Regions from separate parts of the Homo sapiens genome. Here region 1 is linked to region 2. Evidence: read pairs that join two places in POLR2A ChIA-PET (ENCODE). Cell type or tissue: PC-9. All regions are shown on one strand. Each heading gives the region's core, and the rest is flanking DNA. Links, peaks and the distances in the headings are about the cores only. Region 1 overlaps MND1 (meiotic nuclear divisions 1). Region 2 has its middle 52 kb from the start of TRIM2.

Region 1 (5,382 bases), core at 64-5,063, 220 kb before region 2:
AAGTGGAATAACAAAGCTCAGATGACAGCATATCGATTTACAGCATGGTTTACTGGGTATTTCAAGCCAACCGTTGAGACTTGCTGCTCAGAAAAAAGATTTCTTTCAAAATATTACTGCCCAATGACAATGTACCTAGTCACCCAAGAACTCTGAGGAAGATATACAAGGAGATTAACGTTTTCATGCCTAATAACACAATATCCATTCTGCAGCCTGTGGATCAAGGAGTAATTTCAACTTTCAAGTTTTATTATTTAAGAAAAACTTTCAGTAAGGCTATAACTGCCACAGTGACTCCTCTGACGGATCTGAGCAAAGTAAATTGAAAACCTTCTGGGAAGGATTCACCATTCTAGATGCCATTAAGAATATCTGTGGCCAGGCATGGTGGCTCCCGCCTGTAATCCCAGCACTTTGGGAGGCTGAGGTGGGCAGATCACTTAAGTCAAAAGTTCAAGGCCAGCCTGGCCAACATCGTGAAACCCTGTCTCTACTAAAAATACAAAAGTTAGCCAGGCGTGATGGTGCCTGCCCATAATCTCAGCTACTCAGGAGGCTGAGACCAGAGAATCACCTGAACCCGGGAGGCGGAGGTTGCAGTGAGCTAGGATCGCGCCACTGCACTCCAGCCTGGATGACAGAGTGAGACTCCATCTCAAAAAACAAAACAAAACAGAACATTTGTGATTAAGGGGAGGAGGTCAAAACATCAACATTAATAATAATTTGGAAGAAGTTGATTCCAGCCCCCATGTATGACTTTGAGGGGTTCAAGACTGCAGTGGAAGAAGTAACTGATGTGGTGGAAATGGCAAGAATAAGAATGAGAAGGAGAAGCAGAGAATAAAGATGTGACTGAATTGCTGCAATCTTATGGTAATACTTAAATGGATGAGAAATTGCTTCTTTTTTTGAGATGGAGTCCGGCTGTGTTACCCAGGCTGGAGCGCAGTGGTGTGATCTCAGCTCACTGCAACCTCCGCCTCCTAGGTTCAAGTGATTCTCCTGTCTCAGCCTCCTGAGTAGCTGGGATTCCAGGCGTATGCCACCACGTCCGGCTGATCTTTGTATTTTAAGTAGAGACAGGGTTTCACGATGTTGGCTAGGCTGGTCTTGAACTCCTATCCTCAAGTGATCCGCCTGCCTCAGCCTCCCGAAGTGCTGGGATTACAGGACTGAGCCACCGAGCCTGGTCCTAGGAATTGCTTCTTATAGATGAGCAAAGAAAGTGGTTTCTTGAGATGGAATCTATTCCTCATGCAGACGCTGTGAACATTGTTGAAATGGCAACAAAGGATTTAGAATATTCCTGAAACTTAATTGACAAAGTAGAGGCAGGGTTTGAGAGGACTGACTCTAATTTTCAAAGTTCTGTTGTGGGTAAAATGCTATCAAACAGCATCACATGCTACAGAGAAATCTTTTGTGAAATCAATCAATGGAGCAAACTTCACGGTTGTCTTATTTTTAAAAAACGACTATAGCCATCTACCCTTCAGCAACCATCACCCTGATCAGTCAGCAGCCATCAAGATCAAGGCAATACCCTCCACCTGCAAAAAGATTACAACTCACAGAAGGCTCAGATGCTCATCAGCATTTTTTAGCAATAAAGTATTTTTAAATTAATGTACATTAGTTTTTAAAAACATGTTATCACATATTTAATAGATTACAGTATAGTATAAATATAACTTTTAGGTGCACTGAGAAACCAAAAAGTTTCTGTCCTCACTTTATTGCATTATTCCCTTTATTGTGGTGGTATGGAACTGAACCTGCAATATCTGAGGTATGCCTGTATTTATGCTCATGTGTAATCTCCTCTCTTGAGTGTAAACTAAATTTAATGACTTGTTTCTAGGGAATAAAATGTGGCTGAGGTGATGGGATGTTGTTTCCTAGATTAAGATACAAAAAAACTACTGCTTCTGTCTTGGACTCTCACACATGAGCTTGCTTTGAGAGAAGCCAGCTGCCATACTGTGAGCTGTACTACGGAGAAAACCATGTGGTAAGGAGCTGAGGGAGGCCTTGGGCCAAAAGCCATCATAGAACTGAGATCTGCAGCCCAAGACCCTGCAAGGAACTAAATCCAATAACCACATGATTGGATTTGGAAGCAGATCCTCTCCCAGATAAACCTTCAGATGAGAATATGGCCCTGGCCAACAGTTTGACTATACCTCACATAAGGCCTTGAGCCAGATGTACCCAACTAAGCCATGCTGGGATTCACGAGTCACAAGAACTGTGAGATAGTAATGTCTATTTCTTAAAGTCACCCTGTTTTGGTATTTCTTAAAGTCACCCTGTTTTGGAGTACATATTTTTGTTACATAGCAATGGATAACTAATACAAAATCTAAATCACACTTTTTTTTTAAAGGCTACAAAACAGTAGTATTCATTTAGAATACACATTCGGCCACAAATAACAATATTTAACTAAAACTGGATTAAATAAGGCTAGTACAGTATCTCATGATGCCACCAGAGACCCAAGATCTTTTTTCCAGGCTCTGTCATTCTTTGAGAATGTGATATGGACATGAATGAACAGAACTTTCATCCTTATGCTTTTTATCTCAGTAATGCATATCACAGAAAAGAGGAGAAAGAAGCTTTGCCTTTTTCAGGAAAGTGAAAACTTTCCCAGGAAAGTCAAAGCTAGTCTTCTACTTACATCTCATTTATCAGACCTGCTTCCCATTGCCACCATTAGTTGCCAGGGAGTCTGGAAAGATGAGTATTTTTTAGTAAGACACACTATCCTTTAACAAAGTGTTTTGTTAGTGAAGAAGAGGAGGACAATGTTGACTAGCTAGGCAACCAGCAGTACATGCCAAAGCAATATATTTTACTTGTGATAAAAAATATTACAGGAGGTTAGAGAAGGGTAAGAATATTTTAAGCAATGAGAGCTTGAGGAGGTTTCTGAGAGGAGAGATGTTTAGAATTTGGCTAAATAGAGAGGAGAGAAAAGGGAATTCTCAAAAAGGATAAAAGCAAGAACAAAAAAACATGAAGACAGGGAAGTTCAGTAAGGCCCATAAGTAAATTACCTTGTATAAAGTTTCTAAATTCATAACTAAGATTTTAAAAATTTGCTGAGTGATGAATATGCACGTTGTTTCCTAGCAGGAAAGAAAAATACAGCATCACGTTTAAGAGAAGAGATATGGGCAAAGAATATAATAAAAATTTATTCAAGGAAGATATACAAATGGCCAAGAAGCACATGAAAAGATGCTCAACATCACCAGTCATCAGAGAAATGGAAGCCAAAACCACAATGAGATACCACTTCATACCCACAAGGATGGCTAGAATCAAAAATTCAAATAGGTTTTGGGAGGATGTGGAGAAATGAGTGCCCTAACACACTGTTATCAGAACTATAAAATGGCGCAGTTGCTCTGGCAAACAGTCTGGCAGTTCTTCACATAATTAAACACAGAGTTACCATATGACCTAGAAGTTCTACTCCTAGGTATACACCCAAGAGAAATGAAAACATATGTCCACACAAAAACTTGTACATCAAAGTTTAGAGCAGCATTATTCAGAATAGTCAAAAAGTGGAAAAAACTCACATGCCCATCAACAGATGAATGGATACATGAGATGTGGTGTATTTGTGAATGGATAAATTAGATGTGGTATATGTGTACAACAGAGTATTATTTGGCCATAAAAAGTAATGAAGTACTGAAACATACTACAACATAGATGAACTTTGAAAATACTATGACAAGGGAAAGAAGTCAGTCATGAAAGACTACATATTATATGATTCCATTCATATAGAATGTCCAGAACAGGGAAATCTACAGTGACAGAAAGTAGATTAGTGGTTGCCTAGATCTGTGTGGGAGGAGTGGGCTGAGAAGATTCAGAATAATAGCTAAAGAGTAGAGCGTTTCTGTTTGAGGTAATGAAAATGTTCTAAAATTGACTGTAGTGATGACTGTACATCTATCAATGAACATATTAAAAACTATTACATCATACACTTTAAATGGGTGAATTATATGGTATATAAACTATATCTCAGCAAGGCTGTTGAAAAAAAAGAGAGATAAGGTGAGCACTTTTAGAATATCTGCCCAGCCACCGCTCTTTTGAGACTTCCATTCCACCCAACTCTGGCAGCCAAGGGGAGAGGCGGGGAGAGTAAGAAGGGGAGAATGGAAAGACAGGCTACCTGTTTTGAGAAGCGGTGATTAAGAATGAGGACCCTGGAGTCAAAATACCTGAGACGGAATCCCAATTCCACACTTACTGTGAGACCTTGGACAAGCTCTTAATCTCTCTGTGTCTCAGTTTCTTCATCTATAAAACAAATATAATACTAACCTCATAATACTGTGGGGATTAAATGAGATAATATATTTAGGACCATGGTTCACTGCCAGGCACAAGTGCTCAATAAATACCAGTTATTATTCTTACATGTTTTCCCATTCCTATTTCTAGTTCCTTAAAACAAACCCACTAGTGTGAGTAATGTCCTAGTACTTGTAACCAATAACACTCTAAATATATAACTTCAAAGAAAATGTGGAACAACTTGAGAGTCAGGGTTCAGTGAGGACTCCCCCATCTGCAGTGAGATTAGTGAAGCCGTTGGTTAAATTATAAAGACTTGTCTCTGAACTACAGATTCATATATTTAATTGTCTACTTGATATTTCCACTTCTTTGTCTAACAGTCACTTCAAACTTAACATGGTCAAAGCTGAATTTCTGATTTTCCTTTAGGAAACTGCTCCTCTTGCAGTCTTCCCTATCTTAGTTGAATTTTTAAAAAATTCATCCACAACTGCTGTGGTAGGTTAAATAATGTCCCCCAAAGATAGGAGGTCCCAATCCTTGGAACCTGTGAATGGCACCTTATGTGGCAAAGACTTTGCAGATGGGATTCAAGATCTTGAGATGAGATTACTGATCTCAAGGATTACTATGACAGATCCTAAATGCAATCACATGTATCCTTATTAAAGGGAAATTTGACACATACAGCAGAGCAGAAAGCAATGTGACCAAGAGGCAGAAATTAGAGTGATGCAGCAACAAGTCAAAGAATGCTGGCAGCCCACAGAAATTGAAAGAGGCAAGGAAGATTATCCCAGAGAGCCTCTGGAGGAGCAACAGCTGTGCCAACACTTTGATTTTGGCCTAGTAACACTGATTTTTAACTTCTGGCCTCCAGAGCTGTGAGAATAAATTTTTGCATTTGCAGCCACCAAGTTTGCACTAATTTACTATGGCAGCCATAAAAAACTAATACAATTCCTTTCTTGACCTCACACTCTACATCCATTCCATAAGGAAATCCTACTGGCTCTAATTTCAAACTACGTCCAGAATCCAACA
Region 2 (5,382 bases), core at 63-5,062:
GGCTATTTTTTGTATTTTCAGTAGAGACGGAGTTTCACCATTTTGGCCAGGCTGGTCTTGAACTCCTGACCTCAGGTAATCCGCCTGCCTCGGCCTCCCAAAGTGCTGGGAATACAGGCGTGAGCCACTGTGCCTGGCCAATTTGGGGCAAATTTAAGCACCAAATGTCAAGCATTATTTTTGAGGCAGACAGACATCAATCTTTCCCCAGGGCCATAACCTGATAAATAAAATTAAAGAGACCATATGTGTCCATATGGACACCATGTGTGTACAAGCAATTGGTTAGTGTATTTTTAGGCAAATTCTAAGCTATACTGATTACTACTTTTCTGAGGATTATTATATTTTAATTTTTCCACTTTGTAGTCTTTCTGTCTTTTCTACTTGCTCTCATTAAGCCAATCCTCCAATGTCAGGTTAAAAGAAAAGCTGCTTGGTGGGAGATGGAAGACACGCAGAAATCGTAGCCTATCTCTTAGGCTAGGAGTTAGATATTACTTTGATGGATATCTGATATTATCCTGTTACACCCATTATATGGATGAGGAAACGGAGACCTGGAAAGTTTAAGTAGTTGTTCACTGTTCATTGCTCACACTCCCAACACAGGGTCCTGGCTCTGGTAAGCCCCTCTGGGGAAGGTGAGGTCTTCCATTGGCTATCAGCCCCTGACCGTGGAGGCCAGACACCACATCAAGAAACCTGAGCCTCAGAGACTGCAGTAGTTAGACTTCAGGTCCGCCTGCCTCTGTATCACATATTTGGGCCTCAGCCAAATCAACACAGAAATGCACTTGAAACATTAAACAGGACGTTCTGAAACCACGTGACTCTGTGAAACGCTCCTCGGAACCTTTAGGGAAGGGCCGAGTTTCTTTAAGAAATGTGTAAACGACAGAGACACACACCCTTGCATGATGCCAGCTCTGTAAAATTAAAACCTTGTCTGGAATTAAATATAAAACTGAGTTGAACTTCAAGATTCCTTTTAGCAATCTATAGTAAGGAAAAAAAACCACACCCCCCACACTCATATTTTGGGGAGAAAGGAGGGAATTGAGGTCTTTTCACTTCATGTCTGCCCTCTTAAACCCCTTGTGCGAAGAGAAGGAAGAAACGAGTTCTGGGCGCGGCGAGAGACTGAGGCCTGCAGGGCTCTGAAATCCCAAAGGCGCTGAGATCTCAAAGAAACCCAGACGCGCCCCCTCCGGGGCCCGGACTCAGCGATGCGCGCCGCTCCCTGAGACGCCGCCACGCCCGTGTCCCTGCAGGACCGGCCGCAGCCGCCACTGCGCAGCGCACAAAGGTCCCCACGGGCTGGAACACTGGCCTCATCTCGTTTCGAGCCAACCGTAAAACGCGCCTTCTCTCCATCTTCAAAAAGGGCCGGAAAGATCGGGGGCGGGACGGGGCTGCCTGCCCTGGCTGCCTAGGCCAAGGTTATTTCCTTTGTGTGTGGATCCCCAAAGCATAGGGCGGTTCCAAGCCCGGCGCTGGCAACCCTGCACTCAACGCCCCCGTCTGCAGCCTTCCGGGCTGTCGCCTCCTCGCCAGCGCGCACCACCTCCAGACGAGGCGTGGCGACGCGCGTCTCGGGGCCCTCCCGCAGCCCCGCCGCACGCGCGCCCGCCTCTCCTATCCCTGCCTTTCCGTCCCCGCCACCGGTCTGGAAGCTTTAAGCGCCTAGCCGCCTGCCAGCAGCGCGGGGGACACAGATACTCACGTTTCCAATTGCGTCCCGAAGCGCGCACTGCCCCCGCCGCTGTAATTAGAAGGACAGGAAAGGGCTCTGAGAGCTGCCTTTCAGGCAGCGAGAGGTGACAAGCAGGCGACCAGCTGAAAGCCCCTCATTTTCTGCAAGCTCACTCAAAATGCTCCTCAGTGCCGCCAGCGCAGCTGCCAGGTTTAATAACTGTGTCAGACCGCCCGCCCCTCCCCCACAAGGAGCCACAAAGATGACAGGCGGGGAACTAAATCCGCATGCCTAGCCGCAGTCACCCGGCCTCAGCCCCAGCGACGCCGCCGCTGAAGTGACTGTGCAGGGAAAGACCATGAAAAGGTGCAAATGCCAGCCTTGACCTAGGAATTCTCCAGAGACCACTTCCTTCACTCCGAGCAGAAATCGGATCCTTTTCCCAACAGTATTTCTGAAACAAAACAAGAGGCAGGCGCCTTTCCAGTTAACCTAACATGCATTTCAAATGCAAAAGGCTCTTTCGCAGCAACACTCGTCCCTATTTCTACTGGATTTCTGGGTATCGGTGGGATATTCTGCGCACCATGCAAAGCGTAAGAAGCTCATTCAACTGCTCTGCTCCCGTTTCAGTCGCGCGCACCAACACTCGTGTCTGTCCCCAGGACCCTGGCCAACAGAACCTTACTGTCTGAGGGGGCTCCTTGGCAGTTCCTCGTCGATTTGGACCATTTCCAAAGCACGGGCAGCTCCTTGATAGCGACTCAATCTTGTCAAGCAGGAAGGAATCAGTGGTTCTGTTTTGCAAGTGGAATATCAAAGTAAAGTACTCCACCGAAGTTAGAATTTTATAACATATATATATGTGTGTATATATATATATATATATATACACACATATATATATGTATAAAAAGACTGATCCCGAGCGCACGGCAGCCCGGCGACCACGCCCCAGGCCCCGAGTGCCCCGACTCCGCCCAGAGAGCCCTTCCCCGCGAGGCCCAGCCAGCCGCACCTGCCTCTGCGGGGGGTGGTTTCCCGGGAAACTCCGGAGAGCCTGTTCTCCCTCCAGACACGCGGTTCCCTTGACAACTGCGACTTAGCACTAGGCCTTCTAAGAAGAATGTCCATGAATGCCTGTTTTAAATCACAGATTCAAAGAGATTGACGAGGGTGGTTGGGCAGGAATAAGACGGCAGTGATTTGGGGGAATGGAAGAGGGGCCGCGCGAGCCTGAGTGGGGTCAGTGGCTATCGCAGGCGAGGGACTGCGTCGCTCGCCCTTCCCTACCAGTGAGTTAATACCTGGCTTTAGAATGAATTCCATCATTCCCTTCGGCTTATTTCCTTTTCTCTATTTATTTTCCTTAAGATACTATTTAAACAGTTATTTTGCACTGACAGAGCACTAGCTGGCTCCAGGTAGGAGTGAGGAGAAGCCCATAAAGATGTATGAAACAGAGGTGAGACTTCATGGGAATAATATTTGGCTATAGATGATCTCGTGCACAGAAATTCAAGAATTGTTTCAAATACAGTCTTGCATCATCAGGCCATGATGCTTATGAAATTTCACTCATGATTTCAGTCGGTTTCTATGGAGAAAAGAGGAAGTGTAGATGAGACTATGCATATTTATTAAACATTTAAATGTTCACATGCCACCTGGTTCCTTTTGTTTTGGTTTTGTTGTTGTTTGTTTGTTTGTTGAGACACAGCTTCACTCTATTGCCCAGGCTGGAGTGCAGTGGTGCCATCTTTGCTCACTGCAACCTCCGCCTCCTGGGTTCAGGTGATTCTCGAGTCTCAGCTTCCCGAATAGCTGGGAATACAGGCGTGAGCCACCAAGCCAGGCTAATTTTTGTATTTTTAGTAGCGATAGGGTTTCACCATGTTGGCCAGGCTGGTCTTGAGCTCCTGGCCTCAAGTGATCCGCCCACCTTGACCTTCTCAAGTACAGCTATTACAGGTGTGAGCCACTGCCTGACCTCTATCTTGTTACTTTTGGTTACAGACATATCATACTAATCACACCACAAATAGGCGCTAAAAGGTAAAATGAAACAAGTTAATGAGCTTGCATCTAAGGCATAAGAAGATTGTATATAAAAAAAATTACACATGCCCCGTACTGGTTTATCCTATGATCAATTATGTATTCCGTATTTGAGCTATTAAAAGTTAAAGATCAGTGGCATGTTTGAATTAATGAGATTTTACTATACACATTATGGTAATATGATTATATTAATCTCTGGGTTGAGACTGAAATATGTACATACAAATGCATCCTTTAAAAAGTCATAAATTCATTTCTGAAAAGTTTCACATGCATCCAATTTTCACAAAGCAAGTGATATTTCCATATTCTAGGGAAACGGTTTATGCAAAATAAAACACACAAGAAAATTTCTTCATAAAGCAAAAAAACCTTTTTGTTAAGAAAAATCATGCGTGTAATCCCAGCACTTTGGGAGGCTGAGGCGGGCGGATCATGAGGTCAGGAGATCAAGACCATACTGGCCAACATGGTGAAACCCTGTCTCTACTACAATACAAAAAAAAAAATTAGCCAGGTGTGGTGGTATGCGCATGTAGTCCCAGCTACTCGGGAGGCTGAGGCAAGGGAATCGCTTGAATCTGGGAGGCAGAGATTGCAGTAAGACAAGATCGCACCACTGCACTCCAGCCTGGCGACAAGAGCGAGACTCCAACTCAAAAAAAAAGAAAGAGAAAAATCATCTAATTTCTGTTTTTAAATTTTGTTTATTTATTTATTATTTTGAGATGGAGTCTCACTCTGTCACCCAGGCTGGAGTGCAGAGGTGTGATTCTGGCTCACTGCAACCTCTGCCTCCCAGGTTCAAGCCATTCTCCTGCCTCAGCTTCTCAAGTAGCTGGTGCTCACCACCAAGCCCAGCTAATTTTTGTATTTTTAGAAGAGTCGGAGTTTCACCATGTTGGCCAGGCCTGTCTCGAACTCCTGACCTCAAGTGATCCACCCATCTCAGCCTCCCAAAATGCTGAGATTACAGGTGTGAGCCTGTGCCTAGCCTAATTTCTGTTTTGAAAATTCACATGCTGTATCCTGAATCTGCTTTGAAGCACAAATTTTGTAAACATGTGACACACATGTTTATTTGCAAATGGAGATCCCTAAAGCAGAAATATGTATACCCAGCAATAGAATAGACATCCCTACATAGGCATCTCCTAATACATTTCATGTTTGAGAAAACAGAAAATTCTAAACAGATCATCTTCACTTTTAACAAAAATTAACAATGAACATTGTAGAAGTCAGTTAAAAGATACTAAGAATGCAGTCATTGAAAAATGTCTTTCTAAAGGATAATTAAGAGCAGGACGATTATATTCAGAATATTATATTAACTGATAATATTAAGTGAGATTCAAAACAGTAGATAGTTGTGATTCCAATCTTTTTCAAAATTATATGTGTGTATACTTACGACTATGATGATTTGAGGGAATTCTTGGCTTTATACTTGCCAATTTTTTTTCTTTTTCCTTTCATCTTTTTCTTTTTTCTTTTTTTTTTTCTTACTCTGCCCCCCAGGTTGCAGTGCAGTGATACAAACATGGCTCACTGAAGCCTTGATCTCCTGGGCTCAAGTAATCCTTCTGCCTCAGCCTCTCTGAGTAGCTGGGACTACAGGTGTG

The links. Peaks named below come from ENCODE experiments on the same cell type or tissue, not always from the same donor. Only the 100,000 strongest peaks of a DNase experiment are listed, where the experiment ranks them.
Region 1: POLR2A ChIA-PET joins it to region 2 with 5 read pairs; 3 of 35 experiments call an interaction of 5 or more read pairs at or near these places.

Annotation. Positions count from the first base shown.
Region 1 is chr4:153,365,816-153,371,197 of GRCh38, reverse strand. All of the region lies in intron 4 of MND1 (meiotic nuclear divisions 1), which reads right to left. Among named protein-coding and RNA genes, the nearest start is that of MND1, 24 kb to the right of the region's middle. In PC-9, for the core only: no CTCF peak of the experiment used is centred there; no DNase peak of the experiment used is centred there.
Region 2 is chr4:153,149,615-153,154,996 of GRCh38, reverse strand. It overlaps a transcript of TRIM2 not described here. Among named protein-coding and RNA genes, the nearest start is that of TRIM2, 52 kb to the left of the region's middle. RefSeq lists a silencer at 1,544-1,633. In PC-9, for the core only: no CTCF peak of the experiment used is centred there; DNase peaks (open chromatin) are centred at 806 and 2,756; H3K4me3 peaks cover 2,092 bases.